Regions from separate parts of the Mus musculus genome. Here regions 2 and 3 are each linked to region 1. Evidence: chromatin loops called from intact Hi-C (ENCODE). Cell type or tissue: heart. All regions are shown on one strand.

Region 1 (2,500 bases):
TATCAGTTCTTTCTCTGACATCAGCCCCAGGCCACGGAATGAATAGTATACAGAACTGACTGTGACTAGGAAGCTCATGGAAGAATTCAAGATTCCTGAACCGAGAAGCACAAGTTAGTAGGCGAAACAATAAAGTTTCGTGGTATGAAACAATTATCTCTTCCACTATAATACAAGACAGAGATAACCAGGACTAAGGTAACCCTGGTCAATCAGGCAAGAGAAGAAAGAGCAAAGAAACACATTAATCATTAGGTCTATCACAAAGACAATGTGGCTGCTCATATCCCTAAGAGATGGGATGAGATGGGGGCATCCTGAGACTCGATTCTGGGACTCTGCCTACCATATCCTCCTTCATCCCAGTTGCACAAGGCATGCAGGAGTGAAAGGTTAAGATGCCATGATCCAGCCTTTTACGTCCTGGACACACTTTGTGGAATGAGACTTCTCAGTGCCACAGCAGCTTTGCAGGTACCCATATTCCTATACACAAACCCAATGGATTCACTGGCTTCCAAAGCCAGGTTCAGTGGAGTCCCTGCTTTACTCTGAGCACGGTGCCCTAACTAGACTGATTACACTTTTGTTCATATCTGCCAAGGAGAAGAAATGCAACAAAGTTTGTAGGTTTTGAAAAAGCTTCAGGGTTTAAGTGAGGAAAGGACACACTTGGCTGTGACTCAGGCCCCCGATCTGTGTTAAGTCAGCTCTTGTGGACATCTGAATGCATTTACTTGCCACCGCTCACGTAGCTGAGTCTACTGGGTCACACACCTCACCGCCAACTTTGTGAGGTTGCATCTTTATTGCTTTGTGATGAGGTCTCACATGTAGACCAGACATGCCTTGAGTTCTAAATTTTCCTGTGCCTTACTCATTAATGGGCTTCTGGAAGCCTCAGTGTGAGTTCTAAACTCTCCAGGCCCTTTTCTCAAGTTGGCAACACGACTTGACTCCAGGCCTACCTATTGTTCCTAGAAGGAGCCTATGTGCATAGTGAAGGATCCAAGTTAACACCTTCCATTGGACTATATCCTGAACGTCGAGGCTCTGGGAGAAGGGGCAACTGAACGCATGTTACATCTTCTGGCTTAGATGGATGGGCAAGGTTTCTAAGGGCTACAACAGCACCACCTGCTGTTTACTCCAAGAAGAAGTTTTGCAGCACATCCTACCAGTGGCTACCTAACACGATGGATTCTAAGAACTTGGATTAGTGATTCAATACACAGGGAACAGGTGCCAGGCCAGCATTACGAATAAGTGTCCCATGAACCACAGAATCAACTGATCAGAGCTCACAGGGGCTCACAAAGACTGAAGTGACCATCAGGGAGCCTATAAAGGTCTGACCTAGGTCCTCTGCATATCTGTTATGATTGTGTAGCTTGCTGTTCTTGTAGAACTCCTAACAGTGGGAGCAGGGCCTGTCTCTGACTCTTCTGGGACCCCTTTCCCCCTACTGGGTTGCCCTCATCCAGCGCTGACATGTGCCTAGTCTTACTGTAACTTATTATGCTGTGTTCAGCTGATATTCCTGGGAGGCCTGCTCTTTTCTCAAGGGATGAGTGGATCTGGGAGAAAGGGAAAGTGGGGGTGGGCTGGGAGGAGGGAGGGAGGGGAACTGCAGATGGCATGTAATATGAGAGGAGAATTTAGAAAAAGAAGTACTCTGTAAACATCGGGTGTGTTTGAAAGGAAAGCTGGGCACAGAACTGTTTAAACTACAAATGCAGTGCAGCTATTTTTGAAAGCACGAAGCAGAATGACCATATAACCTAGCAGACACTAAGGGATTGAAGTCACAGTGTTGAAAAAAATGGCTACTCCACCATGTTGACTTCAATACTGTTCTTGGTCACCAAGACATGCATACAACAAACAAAAGGGCTTCTAAGGTCAGAGTCTACGAGCCTGAGGGCATCCAGCTGCTCCCTCACTGCACCTCGAAGCTCAGGCTGTTGTCTAAGGAGTGGGCACAGAGGTCAATGTGTGCTAGATAATAAGCACACAGCAGTTGTGGACACAAGGTGCCAGGCCCAAGTGCAGGAAATCACTAAAGCTGAGGGTGGGGGTCACGAAAGGGGAAAAACTCAACCGAAAAACATTGTGGGAAGGTATCTGTGGCTTAGAAGGCGAAAGGAGGAGCGTACAAAAACCAAATCAAAAGACTTAAACAAACAACCAGCCTGGGTGTTGAAAGGGTGAACTGTTAAGAAGCAAAAGACGCAAAATTTCTACAAAATGGTATTCTGAGGATATCTCACATGTATGACAGCAAATGTGATTAAATGCGCAGACCTGCAAAAGACTGGACCTAACAATACTTCCTTGTCCTCACCCCTCCCTGAGGATTTGTGGGCAGTGAACAGTTGGTAAGTGGTTGAGAGATATTTTCTAGTGTCCTGTTGCCACTAATTATATGCCCGGGCTCCTGTAATTAATCCCTCGGTAAATAACCCTAACGAAGTTCCTTGGCTTACCAAACGATAGACTT
Region 2 (2,500 bases), 230 kb before region 1:
TTTAAATCAGAAAGGAGAATCTGGACGGTTCCAGGCCTGCAGCGCCATGCTTGCAAAAGGTTTACAGAATCGCTCTGGACAACTGAGATCTCATCGCCCACCAAGTGTGCTTCTGGGCGGTAGTCACTGCCAGCATGAGAGGAGGAAGAGGCCCAGCAACTAACAATGACCAGTTCTGCCAAGTTAGGAAGTATTCACTACCTGCGCACTTTGCTAGCGATGGGCGAGGAGGACTGAAAGCCAGGAAGAGGACTGAGAGCGGACACTCTCGGAGCAGATAATGACCAGGACACCTCGCCCAGGATGAGGGTGGGGACAGCAATAAGGACACCTGACTTAGGTGGGGGAGGCGGTGCGCTGACACAAGTGAGACTCGGACGCAGACCGTCGCTCAGAGCCGGGGTGGGCCACAGTGGCCAGAACTCCCGAGGAAAGCAGGTGGGCAGAGTGCTGACAGCAGACAGCAGTTTACAGCAGGAGAGGCAGACAGCAGTAAGGTCGCACACCTGACTCGGTCCGGGATCCTGGTTGTGCGGATCCCGGATCGGACGGAGATTCGGAACAAGCGGTGGCTGACACTTCACTCGGGCTGGGGCTTGAGTTCCCCACCCGTCACTGAGAAGGGGAGAAGGGTGGTGCGGACCTGACTCCGCTCAGGTCTGGGGGGGCAACACTCACCCAGGCGGGCAGGTCGCAGGCGCGCACTCCCAGGCGCACAGCTTGCTCCTCGTCCTCCAACAGCGCCAGCGCGCGGCACAGGCGGCTGGCCTTGAGGCCGCGGCTCCGGCGGCACCAGGCGAGCAGCCCGAGCGCCAGCAGCACCCAACTGAAGCTCAGCCCCAGGTAGCCCAGGGCGTACACCGGCAGCAGCAGCGCGAAGCTGCGCGCCAGCTGCCCCAGCAGCCCCGGCAAGTCCACACTCAGAGCGCTGCCCGGGGCCTCGGGCTCGGAGCGGCCCCCAGCCCGGCCAGGACCGGCCTCCGGCCCCTCGCCCCCCGCGCTACTCATCTCCAGCCGCGCTGAGCACTCCTCCCTGCCGAGGCGGGCGCGGCTCTCCCACGGACCGCAGGTCGCTCTAGCCCGCGCGCCAGCGCCCCACTGAGGGGGACCGCGGGCTCCACCGCTCCACTCCTCAAACGGGCGGGACTTGCCGTCATCACAGTGCGCAGGGCCCTCCCCCACCGAGGCCTCTCCCAGAGAGGGGCTTGCTCGGGCTGAGTGCGTGGTTTGGTGACGCAATCAGCATGCGCCCGACTCTTCCTCACTGGGATCCACTGTTCAGAGACAGCCGACCCTGAAAGAATCTAGGGCGGGGCGACGTGTCAGTCGCCAACCGGATCCCGCTCCCTCGTCCGCGCCCTCAGGAAAGATCCCCCGGCGGCGAATGGTCTGTGCCTGGTGTCATCGCGCGGTCGGACCCGCCTCTGCGCTGGGGTTGCTGTGCTGCTACTCTCCGGTCGTTACACCAAGAAGGGGCTGCAGGCGAAGCCATCACGCCAGGCAGGCCCCGCCCCTAACCTGTGAGGGCGGTTCGGTCTGCGCCCTCGGAGGGTGGGCGCCGCGCCAGGGGGACACACCCGGACTTGGCTCGCAGGGACGGCCGGAGAGGGAGGTGTGGCTTCCGCGGGTGTTGGAAGGGAGCAATGGCCCTGACTAGTGGGAAGGCTAGCGGGCTGAGTCCTTTCCAGCTTAGCGGAGAGCTCGGCGTTCGTCAGCCAACCTCTTGCCTGTCCTAGCTCCCTGGCGGAGAACTTGAACTTGCAGGTTCCTAGGGTGAGAGGATGGCTCCTGGGCCTGCCTCTGTGGAATGAGAACTTTGCGCCTGCTGCAGTAAAATTTACCTTGAGGCCTTACTGTGTGGTGGCGCCTCTGGGTCTAGTACTCCTTCAGGTCTGACTTCCCAAACAAAATGGCCCCAGTGAGCTTAGGAAAGCACAGTTGTCATGAAGATTTAAAAAAAAAAAAAAAAAAAAAAAAGGCAGCCAGGGTCCACCACCCCCTACCCCCGTCAAGGCCAAACTCTTAGGGGACATCTGAGGGGACATATGTGAAGCTTGCAAAAAAGAAAAAGGAAAAAAGGGAAGTAAGGAAAGGGAAGAGAAGAGAAAAAAAGACATCTGCTTTAAAGTTTGCTAAAGAGGAGCTGGAGAGATGGCCCAGCACCTGAGAACCCAATTCCTGAGTCAATTCCCAAAATCCACATCTGGCTGTTCACATGCACCTGTATCTAAAGCTCCATGGGATCTAATACCTCTGGTCTTCACAATCGCCTGTACACACACACACACACACACACACACACACAGAGGCATAATTTTTAAGAAAATTTTCCAGGAGGATAATTCCACGACTATGATTGTGGAATGTTGCAGATTCAGAGCCAAGTTATCCTGGGTCATACTTTGTTCCATTAGTAGCCATTCATTGCCCATCTCTTGTGTCTGATTTTATGCCACAATCCTTGTGATTCAAATATTAACCCACCACTACCTTGCACCAA
Region 3 (2,500 bases), 150 kb before region 1:
GAAAATCTCCCACTAGCTGGGAGTATACAGCATTCTTAGTGTTTTAGTTTGAGGGAAGGGCAAAGCCAAGCATGAGGTGGATTCGACATGGGAGTGTTTTGCCATGTTTGATCCTTAATGTGATCTTGGCTGGATAGAGAGTCATCTAGGAAATGGAGGAACACCTCCGGCTATGTTTATGAGTATAGTTCAGAAAAGATTTCACCGCGGAGAAGACCCACTCTGGAATATGGGCCACATTATTTCTAGGGCTGAGGCCCTAGAACCAGATGAGGGCAGCATTGCCCTCTCTCTGCTTCCTGGCCCTCCGTGATGTGAACTGCTCTACCACACCACACCACAGTACTACACCACACACACAGACACACAACACAAACACACATGAACACGCACAAGCACACACACAGACACACACACACACACACACACGCCACTACCACCGCAATGGATTGAGCCCCCTCAAGCGATGAAAGAATAAAGTTCTCCTCTCCTTAAGCTGTTCCTCCCCTGGTTTCTGTGTAGTATTGGTCATTGCTAATAAAACAAATGAACATAAATATCCTGTGAGGATGCTGGAGTAGCATGGCATGACACCGTGAGGAGAGGGTTCAGCTGCTGGAAGAAAGGCTGGGATCCCTGAGGAGCCTGATGCAACTCAATGCTATGGGTGGGAGGGAAGGAATAAGAATAAAAGGGCTTTCCAGAATTATTGCTGTATTTTAGTTTCCCTTTTTTTTTTGCCTTGAGTACATTGAGTGAGTGTTTATAGTGATTCCACTTGGTGTGTCATGTTGATGTATCAGTTACAGCTCTTAGTGGTTTCCTGGGGTTTATAGCATCACATTTCTCTTGCTTAAGTCATTACCCTTCCTCCTGGCAGTCATGCCTTTCCTCCTCCTGAGCTTTAGGGTTAGCATTAGGGTAGGCTGGGGTTAGGGCTAGGGAGAGGGGTCTTGTCAGGTCTGGGACTTGCGGGTTCACGGCGTAGGTTTGTGAGATCTTTGCCTTTCAACGTTCTGCTTAGCACCGTGGTGAGCCCTGCCTCACAGAACAAGACTTGTGCGAAACACAGGCCTGTTGGTGGGGCTGAGGGTGTCCGAGATGTGCAGTTTCTAGGTCCCTGCCCTTTCCAGAATCTGTTCTCCCCACTCCACCAACTGCAAGGTGTCCTGAGGAGACGGAGTGAAGGTCCTGGTAGAGTTCTTCCTCTCCCAGCAGCTCCTGTTGTCACCAGCTTCTGATTACTGAAGGTATCTGTCCCGGTTCTCAGCGAGCTTATCCTGAGGAAACCTGACCGATAGCTCCACACCAAGTGGTTCTTTATCCCCTCACAACCGAGAAGACAAAAGTGCATTTGTAAAAGCATCATGCAGTACGGCATGCCAGGCACAAGGGGGCAGCAGCAGCCACCTGAGCTCTGGCCAGCCTACTTGTCCACACTTTATGCCTGAATGCTTGATTCCAAACACAAGAAGCAGTAGGCTTAAACACTCTCACAGTAATACAACCCTTCTATTTATATCCAAGGAGAGGATTCTCCACGTTGATCAAACAGGGGAAACATTTTATTTTTTTTAAAAGATTTTCTTTATATGCATCAAAGCCAAATAGCTGAAATGCCTGCCTACCTCATAGCATAACCTTCTTTCCAGGGAGACTGTGTTAGTGCTGGGTATCTGAGGGCAGCTTAGGTTCACTGAGTCACAGAGAGCACCCACTGGACAAAGAGACGCACCACAAGTGGTCATGAGCCAAATGGGGCTTTAAGAAAGCCTCCAGCTAAATCCATTTTTGTGGTCCTGATGTGAGGCTTAGTCACACACACACACACACACACACACACACACACACACACACACGATAACACTAAGCAGTCCTGGTTACAGTGTGGTTTCACCCATCGCTGACCCACCATTGCCTCAGCCCCTGTATCTCCTGCAAGTGGTGGTCAGAACTTTGTGAAATCTCTTTCTGGGAGGCAAGGTCCTCCTCTGGCTGGCATCAGGCTTCATTCTTTTCCATTTCCCAGCATGAGATGCCAGTTAGAGGATCATTGTCCCAGTGGTCTTGACAGCTAAAGGAGGAGCACAAGTGGGTCTTCAGTCCTTACTCATCCACAAATGGGACATCTGTGTTACACCTCCTCCCCAAGGCTCAGGAAACATCACAGAAGGGGGGCAGAAAGACTGTAAGAGCCAGAGCTTGGAGAGGACGTGGTGAGACACTATCTTCTGGACATGACAAGACCACTGCACTCATGAACATCCAGAGGCTCTGGTCACCTCCACGAGACCCTCACAATAGCAAGCCATACAATATTTAGAGAGACCCACAAGCCCCTACTATCTGAACTACTCACAGCTGGTGGCTGCTAGGGGAAGGACTGTCAGTTTTCTTTAAGAATATGGTACCTGGTAGGTTCATCATATACCAGTGGATGGCCCCATACTCCTGTCTGTATGAATGGCGCCAATTAGATGCTTCTGTGAGGACATGAAAA

Evidence for each region. Peaks named below come from ENCODE experiments on the same cell type or tissue, not always from the same donor. Only the 100,000 strongest peaks of a DNase experiment are listed, where the experiment ranks them.
Region 2: a loop joins it to region 1, with 2.7 times the contacts of the local background. A loop is called at or near these places in 3 of 42 quality-filtered maps.
Region 3: it touches region 1 in a loop (5-fold over the local background); 14 of 42 quality-filtered maps call a loop at or near these places.

What each region holds. Positions count from the first base shown.
Region 1 is chr12:116,048,536-116,051,035 of GRCm38, reverse strand. The region is part of intron 1 of Zfp386 (zinc finger protein 386 (Kruppel-like)); the gene reads right to left. Among named protein-coding and RNA genes, the nearest start is that of Zfp386, 2.1 kb to the right of the region's middle. In heart, a CTCF peak has its summit at 1,128 (motif pointing left); no DNase peak of the experiment used is centred here; H3K4me3 peaks cover 736 bases; H3K27ac peaks cover 591 bases.
Region 2 is chr12:116,279,851-116,282,350 of GRCm38, reverse strand. Esyt2 (extended synaptotagmin-like protein 2) reads right to left here and starts at 1,129. Exons shown (of 22, transcript NM_028731.5): 1 at 679-1,129. The coding sequence starts at 1,008. In heart, CTCF peaks have their summits at 1,108 and 1,742; DNase peaks (open chromatin) are centred at 330 and 1,200; H3K4me3 peaks cover 2,363 bases; H3K27ac peaks cover 2,364 bases.
Region 3 is chr12:116,201,694-116,204,193 of GRCm38, reverse strand. No RefSeq gene overlaps it. Among named protein-coding and RNA genes, the nearest start is that of Gm46330, 6.2 kb to the right of the region's middle. In heart, a CTCF peak has its summit at 1,390 (motif pointing right); no DNase peak of the experiment used is centred here.